2 separate regions of the Homo sapiens genome follow, and region 1 is linked to region 2. Evidence: chromatin contacts called from ENCODE Hi-C or POLR2A ChIA-PET data. All regions are on one chromosome and are shown on one strand. The core of a region is the stretch at or near the end of the contact, and the rest is flanking DNA. Distances in the headings are between cores, read along the strand shown.

Region 1 (5,666 bases), core at 1,949-4,448, 130 kb after region 2:
AGCCACTCTGGGTTTCCGTGGAGAACCAGAAGTAGCTCAAGGGCTTTGGAAAGGATAGTATGCCAAAGCATGGACCCTCCATTCCTTGGTCAGCTAACCCCTAGTCACCAAAAGAAAAAATGACGCCATTTACCCTCCCAATCCACCCCCGTTCCTCCCAAAAACCTAATCCTGACTCAACCTAAGCCATGTTTCTCACTCAAGGGAAGGCTGTCTGCTGCACGCAGAAGACCTTTATGCTGCAGTCCCTTTTACAAGCAGTGACACTGCCCACCCAAGCTCTAGCCCCACTCACCCTCTCGTCCAGATCACTTTCCGCGTCACACTGGGGAGAAGGAAAGACAGAGGTGTCACGAGAGGGAAGAGGCCCAGGGTGGAGCAGGGAGGGGCCAGGACAGGTGGATAGCACTTACTATGTATCCAGCTTCCAGAGAGTGACGGGAGGACGCCTGAGGAAGACCAGAGTCCAGAGGTGAGGGAGGCGGCTGCTGAGGCAGCTGGGAAAGTCGCAGCTCCCAGCAGGGCGCTCATGGGCCTCCAGGATCTACTCTCAGCCTCTCCTTCCAGCTGCTTCTCCCGCCACTGCCCACCCGGGTCCCAGTGCTCTCACCATTCTCTAAATACGCCGGGTCCTCACGTCTTCATGCTCTTGCCCAAAACAACTTTTCCCCGTGTCTTTTCTTAGCAAACTTCTGACTATACTTCAGGACCTGACTAAGACATCCTAGGGGGCTTTCCCCAACCACAACTCTCCTCCCATCCCCCAGGCAGCACAAGCGGCTTCCTCATGTGGGTTTCTGTAGCATCTCTCCCCATCTTTGTCTTCTGTAGCTTCTCAAATTAAGGTCTAGGTGTTTGCTTGCTGGCTATTTCTTTTCTGCTGGACTGCCACCACCTCGAGGAAGGGCAGGAACCACAATTAATTTACGACCCAACTATATTCCTTTGACGCCTCTCTGAATTATCAAAACGTTTGAAGTAGACACAGAACCAGGCAAAAGGAGGTGCACCTGACTGTAGACAGGCCTTCGTCAGACCCGGATGAGTAAGGGCTCAAATTTGCCCTGCTTGCCTCTTTGCCCTTAGAAACTGGGGTCTCTGTTTACAAGGGGCAGTGGCGTTGCTGATGAAAAACGGGGCTGTGGGAAATACATTCTGCCTAAAGAGTTTTAAGGGACAACCTCACCTCTTTTCTTCTCCGCTTATTGGGCCATTTTCGGGCCCGATCCCCAGGGGGCCGGCCAGGCTCTCGATCAGAGCTGTCCCCTGGCTCCCCGGTGGCCCCACTGGAGCCCCCCCTTTTCCGCTTCCCAGAATGCTTCAGCCGATGTTCCAGTCGCTCTGGGGGCTGAAGAGATGCATCCTTCTGTGGAGGAGGAGGTGGGGCTGAGATAGATGGAAAAGGGCAAGCTCCCAACCCCTCTAGGGGTGACCAGGTTGCCGAAGTACCCCTCGGGCCGGGAAACCGGGTCCCCAGAGACGAGCTCTACCTCCTCCCACCCCAGGGCGGGGCAGAGGCCTGGCCAGAGGAGCCGGTTGCTCTGGTTTGGGGTGCCAGCATTCCCCCCTCAACTCCACCCACTAGGGGCACTGCCCCCTCCTTGCTGCCCCTCGGAAACCCCCAAAGTCTCCTAGCCCCATTAGGCCCCACCTGCAAGGCCTCGAGGGTGGCGAAGCTGGCGATGGCGAAGCCATCGATCAAGTCCTCCTCCTCCTCTTCCTCCTCCTCAGGCTCCTCCTCGGCTTCGCCGTCGTCTGCGCCCCCCTCCTCCTCCTCCTCCTCCTCTTCCTCCCCGCGGCTGCCCGAGCCGGCAGGCCGCTTCCGAGCTCGGGGTCGCGGGGGTCGAGGTCTCGGACGGGGCCGCCGGCGTCTCGGGCCCCCAGGCCGCTCTCCAGACGAAGCTGACGACCAAGGCCTGGCGGGCGGCGGCGGCGACGACGAGGACGAGGAGCCGCGCGGGGCGGCCAACAGGGCCCGGGGCGCGTCGCCGCCTGGACCTCGGCGGCGCCGCTGCTCCCGGTCTCGGTCTCGGCGCGAGCAGCGCCGCCGTCGGCGCTCCCCCTCTGCTGCCCAGCCCGGACCCGGGGCCGCGGCCGCTGCCGTCTCCATGGCGACCGCCCTCAGCGCCGCATCCGGAGGCGGCGGGGCCCGAAGCGGCCTGTCCGCAGGCCCGGGGTCGCAGGCGCGGCGCTGGCGGCTGCACAGTGACGAGAGGGCCACGGCTTCTCCTTTAAAGCCGGATCTGCTGGCCCCGAGCTTGCCCCAAGGCCACGGCCCGGGGAGCCGGCGCCGCCCCCGGGGCGACAAGCCCGAGGGCCCCCCCTGCGGGCTCGGCGGGGCCGCGACGGCGAAAACGGGGCGGCCGTCCCTTTAAGGCGAGGCCCCAAGTTGTCCAGCTCCCGGCCCCTTTAAGACGACCCGACAGTGTCCGGCGGCCTAGTGCGGTGGCCACCCCCTGCCAGGGGTCGATGCAAGTCTCCCCGAGGAAGAGGAAGGGCCACCCCTTTAAAAGGGGCCGAAAGCTCGCCCCGAAACGCAGACCTCCCCTTTAAAAGTGTCTCAAGTCCTCCGGCTCAAAGAGGCCACCCCTTTAAGGAGTCCAGGGTCCTTCTAACAGCAGGCCGTCCCTTTAAGGGCTCGGAGTTAGTTTCTAGTCCTCCACAAGCGGCCACTTCCCCTTTAAGTTGAATTTAAAAGACTTCTTGTGTGTGGGGGAGGAGGACGTAAAGAAAAACCCCACTCGCCCCAGTTCTCCCAACGGCACAGTTCTCAATTTGTCAGCGTCTGCTCGGCGGCTTCCCCTTTAAGGCTGGCGTTGCAGTCCGCCGAGTTCAGTGGCCACCCCTTTAAGGAGATTTAAAGGGGCCTCCTCCGGGCCCAGCTCCTCCAGCCTCCGCCTCCGGTCGCCATGAAAGGCGCGAGGCGGGGCGGGGCAGCGAGGCCAGCCCTCCAAAGCCCCGGATGTGAGGCAACGGTGACGGGTACAGCTCCCCTGTCCGCCGACATAAAAGTCTCTTCCTCCTTTCCTCCGTCTCTGTCCGACTTGGGCCTTAGGGGATCCGGAACGGCCGATGGGCAGCGGGGGAGCTCCAGCACAAACTCCTGTTGTCTCCTTTGGAGTCTTAGGGCGCTTCTCCGCCAGGACTTCCCTACCCCTCCTCCCTCTTCCTCCTCAGCCTACGCCTCCTTCCTCTCTCGGCCTCCTCCCACGCTCCGCCCCCTTCCCCTCACCCCCAACGGGCGCAGTCGTTGATAGGCTGGGAGGGCTACGTCAAGGTGAGGGGCGGAGCCAAACCCGAGGGAGTGGGTGCATGTAACCGCCCTCAAATCTTGGATTGGGTTACGTCGGATTGGCTCCGCCCTTCCCCCCAGTCTTGTGACTCGACTGGTTAGAAGTAGGTGTTTGGGGCGGTTACTACAGGGCCCCGCCTCTTCCTGCTGTTTGTTTATTGGCCGGTCTCCTGATGGCGTCGAGGCGAGGGGCGGAGACGCGGGGCCTGAGGCGTTGGGGGCGGTTGGCCGCCGGGGGGCGCGCGGCTGCAAGAGGTTCCGTTCCACAGCCAGTTAAGTCATCGCCGCCTTTCCGCCGCTCGGCGCGGCCCACAGACAGCCTGGCGTCTCGCGCACGCGCGTGGCGGCGCCGCCGTCAGGCTGGCTGCTTGCGAGTCGTTCCGCGGCCCGGGGTGGCCCGAGCGGCCGCGTGCTGTGCCTGCGCCTGCGCCGGCCGCACTAACAGGCAGCCGCGTCCCTTCCAGGCGCGGCTGCTGGCAGCGGTCCCGAGTGCTAGCAATTCGAAAACGCCTTGCACCTGCATGAGCGCTTCTCCGCGTTTGTGACTGCGTTTGGTAATAATTCCATGAAGGAGATGCTGTCAGCCCCATTTTACTGGGACGGAAAGGAATGCGCGCACAGACGGGCTGGTAGTCTCCTAGCCACGTCTATGTCAGCCACTGCCCTGTGATGCCTCTCAGTTATGAAAGATGCACCCCACTGCTCAATGTGACTGGCTTAAAAAAAAAGAGACAGCCATTTCTGGCCTTCGGTTGCCCGGGTTACCGTTTTAAAAGTGGACAGCGCGCTGACATGCCTGCCTTGCTTTCTCGTCCATAAAATGACTAATTCCCTGTCGCAGGGACATGTGCAGGTCAAGCACCTATGACAGTCGTCGTGAGTGCTTCATTATGGCCCATTACTCTTAGCTCTTTGTTTTGTTTTGTTTTTTTGGGGGGGACAGAGTCTGGCTGTGTTCCCTAAGCTGGAGTGCAGTGGTGCGATCTCAGCTCATTACAACCTCTGCCTCTCGGGTTCAAGTGAATTCTCCTGGCTCAGCCTCCTGAGTAGCTGGGATTACAGGTACACACCAAGACACCCAGCTAATATTTGTATTTTTAGTGGAGACGGGGTTTCACCATGTTGGCCAAGCTGGTCTCGAACTCCTAGGCTCCTGTGATCCACCTGCCTCGGCCTCCCAAAGCGCTGGGATTACAGGCGTAAGCCACCGCACCTGGCCTAGCCGTAGCTCTTGAATCCAGCAGCAGGTCCTGGCCTGCATGTTAGCAGGAATTCAGGGCCATCTTGATCTTCAAGGCCTTGACCCACTATAGGCCTTTCAGTCTCCTTGATATAAATGAATTGGGAGAACCCAGACCACGGTCTAGGGTCACAGTATCATCTGGCACTGATTCAGAAGTGTCCCTCCACACAGGAGAATCCTCTAAGCAAGAGAGTATCTCTAGGCCGGGCATGGTGGCTCATGCCTGTAATCCCAGCACTTAGGGAGGCCAAAGCAGGCGGATTTCCTGAGGTCAGATGTTCAAGACCATCCTGGCCAACATGGTGAAGCCCAGTTTCTACTAAAAATACAAAAATTAGCGGGTGTGGTAGCGCACGCCTGTAATCCCAGATACTTGGGAGGCTGAGGCAGGAGAATCGCTTGAATGAGGGAGACAGAGGTTGCAGTGAGCCAAGATCGTGCCATTGTACTCCAGCCTGAGTGACATGAGCGGAACTCCATCTATATCTATCATCTATCTATCTATCTATCTATCTATCTATCTATCTATCTATCTCAAGTGACCACTTCACCCCCTCCCTGTACTCTGTACCCAACCCCTGTCACCATCTCTAGCACCAGCCCCAGTTCCCAGACCTTTGGGGGTCAACGTAGAAACATCAGCCAAATCAATCTTAAACTCAGCTAGAGATACAAAAGAATCAGAAACATATCGAAAACTTTACTAGAAATATAGAGAAAAAAAAATAACTGCCTGGGAGGTTTCCTGTCCCTTCAGGATGGATGACCAACAGATGGGGCACCTAGGTCCAGTGGGGCTGCTCCCGATCTACTGTTTCTTCCTCCAGGAGCAAGGCATCTAGCTCCTCCAGCCGCTGCTGGAGCAGGGGGCCCACATCAGGGCTGGGGGCCACATTGGGAGGAACAGTCCTGCCCCCTGCAGCCCGGACCCCACGGGACGGTCTTCGTGATCGAGGAAGGCTGCTGTCCCGAAATTCCACAGCCCGCCGGAGCTTCCTTGAGCTGGTGAAAATCAGAGTCCCATTGCGCTCCCGGGGTTCCTCAAAGATGGTCTCAAAGGTCCTGAACAAGGCAGGGAGAGGAGCTGGTTTTATCAGGGTGCTCCACAGCTCCAGATTTCCCTCTGCCACC
Region 2 (5,160 bases), core at 1,671-4,170:
GGAGTGCAGTGGCACGATCTCGGCTCACTGCAAGCTCCGTCTCCCAGGTTCACGCCATTCTCCTGCCTCAGCCTCCCAAGTAGCTGGGACTACAGGCGCCTGCCACCATGCCCGGCTAATTTTTTGTATTTTTAGTAGAGACTGGATTTCACCGTGTTAGCCAGGATGGTCTTGATCTCCTGACCTCATGATCCGCCTGCCTCGGCCTCCCAAAGTTCTGGGATTACAGGCGTGAGTCACTGCGCCCGGCCTAATTTTTTTTAAAATTATTATTATTATTATTTTGAGACTGAGTCTTGCTCTTGTTGCCCAGGCTGGAGTGCAGTGGCGCCATCTCGACTCACTGCAACCTCCACCTCCTGGGTTTTAAGTGATTCTCCTGCCTCAGCCTCCTGAGTAACAGGGATTACAGGTGCACGCCACCATGCCCAGCTAATTTTTTGTATTTTTAGTAGAGACAGAGTTTCACCATGTTGGCCAGGCTGGTCTTGAACTCCTGCCCACAAGTGATCTGCCCACCTCAGCCTCCCAAAGTGCTGGGATTACAGGTGTGAGCCACCTCGCCAAACCATCTTTTTTTTTTTTTTTTTTGAGATGAGAGTCTCGCTCTGTCACCCAGGCTGGAGTGCAGTGGCATGATCTCGGCTCACTGCAACCTCCACCTCCCAGGTTCAAGAGATTCACCTGCCTTAGCCTCCCAAGTGGCTGGGACTACAGGTATGTGCCACCACTCCCGGCTAATTTTTTGTATTTTTAGTAGAGACAGGGTTTCACCATGTTAGCCAGGATGATCTCAATCTCCTGACCTCATGATCTGCCCGCCCTGGCCTCCCAAAGTGCTGGGATTACAGGCATAAGCCACCGTGCCCTGCCCGGACTTTTTTTTTTTTTTTTGAGACAGGGTCTCACTCTGCCACCCAGGCTGGAGTGCAGTGGTGCAATCATGGCTCACTACAGCCTCCACCTCCCAGAATTAAGTGATTCTCCTGCCTCAGCCCAAGTAGCTGTGACCATAGCGATGCACCACCACGCCAGGGTAATTGTTTGTTTTTGTTGTTGTTGTTGTCTTTCTTTTTTTTTGAGACCGAGTTTTGGTCTTGTTGCCCAGGCTGGAGTGCAATGGCACGATCTCAGCTCACTGCAATCTCCGCCTCCTAGGTTCAAGCGCTTCTCCTGCCTCAGCGTCCCAAGCAGCTGGGATTACAGGTATGCACCACCACGCTGGGCTAATTTTTGTATTTTAGTAGAGATGGGGCTTCTCCATGTTGGTCAGGCTGGTCTTGAACTCCTGACCTCAGGTGATCCACCCACCTTGGCCTCCCAAAGTGCTGGGATTACAGGCATGAGCCACCGCGCCCTGCCCAGCTAATTGTTTTTAAGTTTTTTGTAGAGACAGGGTTTCACTATGTTGCCCAGCCTTCAAACTCCTGGGCTCAAGTTACCCTTCTGCCTCAGCCTCCCAAAGTGCTGGGATTACAGGCATGAGCCACCAGGCCTGGCCTTTAGCAATTTTTTCTCTTTCCTGTTTTCTCTTTTCCTTCCTTCCTTCCTTCCTTTTCTCTCTTTCTCTCCCTCCCTCCCTCCTTCTTTTTTTTTTTTTTTTTGCGACAGGATCTCACTCTGTCGTCCAGGCTGCAGTGCAGTGGCTCAATCTTGGCTTATTGCAACCTCTGCCTCCCGGGCTCAAGCGATCTGCCTGCCTCGGCCTCACAAAGTGCTGGGATTATAGGCATGAGCCACTGCGCCTGGCTAATTTTTGTATTTTTAGTAGAGACATGGTTTCACCATGTTGTCCAGGCTGGTCTCAAACTCCTGACCTCAAGTGATCCGCCTGCCTTGGTCTCCCAAAGGGTTGGGATTACAGGCGTGAGCCACCGCACCCAGCTGCCTTTAGTAATTTCTGACCTTTGGTTTATTCTTCCCCCCAGCCTCTCAGTCTCTGGACAGAGCCCTCTGCACGCTCCCAGGATTCCTCTGTGTTTGTAACACATACACAATACCAAACTTCCCAAGGGTAGAAAGCCCAATTTCCATGCATCTCAGAGGTATGCCCACCCCAGTGTTAACCACAGTGCCCAGGAATAATAATGCAGTGTGTTGAACTGAAAGAATCAGGTGGCCTTAAGTACACCAGTCGCTTCTCACACCTTGGTTTCCTCCCCGGTGAAATGGGGATGATGGGCAACCTTATCCCATGGGACTGTGATAAGGAAGACAAGAAAGAAAGGCTGTAAAAATTGCGAGCATAGATAACTTGGACGTTGAGAGGCCACCAGTGTTCCTGGGTTTTTAAAGGTTTCTTCTGCTGTGAGCCGGGTGCCCTCTGAGCTATGAGAAAAGAGGTTCTCCCTCCTTGGCCAGGGAACCCCCACTGGCTTCTTTCCTGCCACCGTGAGCCTCAGTTTCCTCCTCTGAGGGGAGGTGTTTGGAGAAGAGGGGCTGGAACACAGGCTATTGCAAATCCTTCCCGGCTGTGCTTGTTCCTGCAGTCCCAACTCCTGCAGCCATGACTTCCATCAAGCATTAAGGCCATGTTTAGTGCGTAGGGTGTTCCCTCTCAGGTCTGCTCTGCCAGCCCCTGCTCCCACCCCAGCCCCATCCCAGGGTTAGTCCAAACAAAGACTGGCCTCAGGGGATCAGCAGCCGCCAAATCTGAGATAGGGCTTTCCGGGCGCGGCCGGCGGAGCCCCTGCGAAATGAAGAGCGGCCAGAAGCCCAGGGACCCTCGCGGGCATCGGGGCTCTCCCAGATGCCCACGCTGCCTGCTCCCACTGGAGACGGGGACAGGGGCGTCGTCCCAGCCTCCTCCCTGCTCCCACCGCTGTCCCCTTTTTTCCCCAGGCTGCGGGAGGCAAAGGGTTAAATCCCATAGAGCTGATGCTCTGACTCCAGGCTAGAGGGGCCCGGGAAGCTGGGGTCACTTCCTGCTCCGTCCCAGTCACCCTGAACTGGTCCCCGGGTCCTCAGCCTGGAATCACCCCTTGAGAAGGACCCCAGAGTCCTCGGCGCCCAGTCCGTCCCCCGAGGCAGGGCACTGAAGGGGTTAAGTCCCCTGGGGCTGGATTCCGCCTTCCGGCTTTTCCCAGACCCCAGAGCCGTGAGTTGGGGACGCCTGGGTTCCCGGGGGGTGGCCTGGAGTGCCCGGGACGGCCGCCGGGGAACAATGGGGCCCGGGAGGCGGGGGCCGGGAGCCCGGGCCTGAGCCCCCCACCCGCGCCCGGGGCTGTGGCCGGGGTGGGGGCGGGCGGGGGGCGCGGAGGGCCGAGGATTCTGGGAAGCGCGGGGGTCGGTGGCGGGGGAGGGGAGCCTGGGGATTCTGGGAAGAGGGATCGGCCGGGGCCGGGGACCAGCGCTGCCAGCGCAGCCCTGGAGGAGCCTGGCAGTGCTGGAAGGAGCCGGGACCCCGGGGGCCGGGGCAGGGGCGGATGCCCAGGCTCTGTATCAGCAGCGGGACGGGGGTCGCGGCTCCGGGGGAGCAGAAGTCCGGAGCCAAGCGGTGGGGGGGCCGGGCCGGGCGGCCGCATTCCCGCCGCCTCCATGTCAGGGTCACCCTGGGCCGTTCCCCACATCTCTCGGGAGGCGGCTCCTCATTCCCTCCCTCTGCAGTGGGGCCATCGCGAGGTCTCAGGCTGGCGTGCCTGGCGCCTGGGCTCCCAGCGCCTCGGCCTCCCTCGGTCTTCCCACGTCCATGCTCTGTGTCGGCCCTGTCATTAACCCTTTCCCTCCTACTCTGGACCACTAGGGGAGAATTTTTTGGAGACCATCGAGGTCCACAAACTCTTACCTGTCCCGAGCAAACACAGCAGGGCATCCTTCCCGGACCGGACATCAGGCAGCCCCCAGTGTGGCAGAGGTCTCCGCTTCCACCACCCCAAAGACACTTACAGGCGGGGAGGGGGGATTCTCGGAGCTTAAGTAGCTGCAGAGATGAAGAAATTAATTTACTTCCTAAACGCTAACTTCTGTCTCTCCTACCGCTCTTTGGCAGGGTGCAGCCAGTCTTGCTTCACCTTGGTCACCTCTCAGCGCCTCCTGCCATGTCTCCCTTGCCCCACTGCCCCTGTGCACACAGCGCCCACCTCACACAGCCATCCAAAGTTTCCAGGCCCCACCCAGGGATTCTCTGCAGGGTGTAAATGGTGTGGGACCTCCTTCAAGCGCTTTGTTCCTGTGGCCCCATTCCCTCATCCTGAACTCATCTCACCATTTTTGGAGTGACAGCTGGCTGTTTTTATTTATTTATTTATTTATTTATTTATTTATTTTACCAGGGGGCCACTTGGAACTCCTGCTCCTTTGCTGCCATCCCCTTGCAAACTGATCTTTAAAGGCATTAGACCAAACAGGTGTTCCAGGGGCTAGGGACATCTCACTCATTCATTCATTCAACAAAGTTTCTGGAGCACCTATTCAGTGCCAGGCTAGGCTTGGGAAACAGCCTCAAGAAAGCAGGACAAAAGGAGTAGAAGGAGGGTCCGGGCAGGAGTGGGGATAGGAGGGCTTTGGTGGGGAGTATGGTTCCAGCTCATGGGTGCAGACCAGCAGGCCTAGTCCCTGGGTCCAACTCCTCCTTTTCTAGCCTGGGAAACCTCTGGGTCCCAGGAATTTCTCCAGCCTATTCTCACTGCCAGCAGGCTCCCCATGAGCTGTCCTCATCACCTGTCTCCTGCCAGCCTCCCATGAGCATGAGTCTCACATGACTCCCAAGGTCACCTCGTGCTCTCAGAGACAGGGGTGAGCCAGATATGGAGCCCTGCTTTTATCATCTTAGCTCTGCCACTTCCCAGCCTTGACCTTGGAGAGGTTTCCCCAGGCATTGATGTACTAATCTGTAAAATGGACAGCCTGATTCCTGGGTCTCCTCACCAGGCTGTGGGAGGACTGGGTGAGAGAAATGACACCATGGCAGGCACTGGGTCTGCCGCAGGTGTTCACACAAGCATCCATCCTCCCCTTCTCCTTACTTTTTCTCTTCCTCTGGGCGGTTCCTGCAGATGCAGCTTTAAACTGCCCCTCTCCCCACCTCCAGCCTGACCCTCTTTCTGTGCTTGGATAACAGGGAAGTGCCCCAGTCCTTTTAGAGGGCCTCTGTCTCCTCTGGGAAACTGGGGTGTTTTTTTTTCTTAACCCTTTAAGTGTCTCAGGCAGCCTCGGTTCACT

The links. Hi-C counts contacts between places; a loop is a spot of excess contacts on that map. ChIA-PET counts read pairs that join two places held with the same protein, here RNA polymerase II (POLR2A). Pooled maps may share reads with other maps.
Region 1: a pooled map shows a loop between it and region 2 (2.5-fold over the local background). The contact joins the promoter of FBRS here to the promoter of ZNF629 in region 2. A Hi-C loop is called at or near these places in 9 of 50 pooled maps. POLR2A ChIA-PET finds 5 or more read pairs at or near these places in 8 of 52 experiments (A549, CD8-positive, alpha-beta memory T cell, HCT116 and 5 more).

The regions. Positions count from the first base shown.
Region 1 is chr16:30,655,963-30,661,628 of GRCh38, reverse strand. It overlaps FBRS (fibrosin), which reads right to left and starts at 3,198. Exons shown (of 18, transcript NM_001105079.3): 1 at 1,652-3,198; 2 at 1,187-1,366; 3 at 414-449; 4 at 296-325. The coding sequence starts at 2,110. PRR14 (proline rich 14) reads right to left here. Exons shown (of 12, transcript NM_024031.5): 12 at 5,216-5,597. The coding sequence ends at 5,318. RefSeq lists enhancers at 643-802, 2,483-2,932 and silencers at 2,013-2,062, 2,133-2,362, 3,183-3,362, 3,413-3,492, 3,523-3,782.
Region 2 is chr16:30,784,965-30,790,124 of GRCh38, reverse strand. It overlaps ZNF629 (zinc finger protein 629), which reads left to right and starts at 2,920. Exons shown (of 3, transcript NM_001080417.3): 1 at 2,920-3,097. RefSeq lists an enhancer at 2,851-2,970.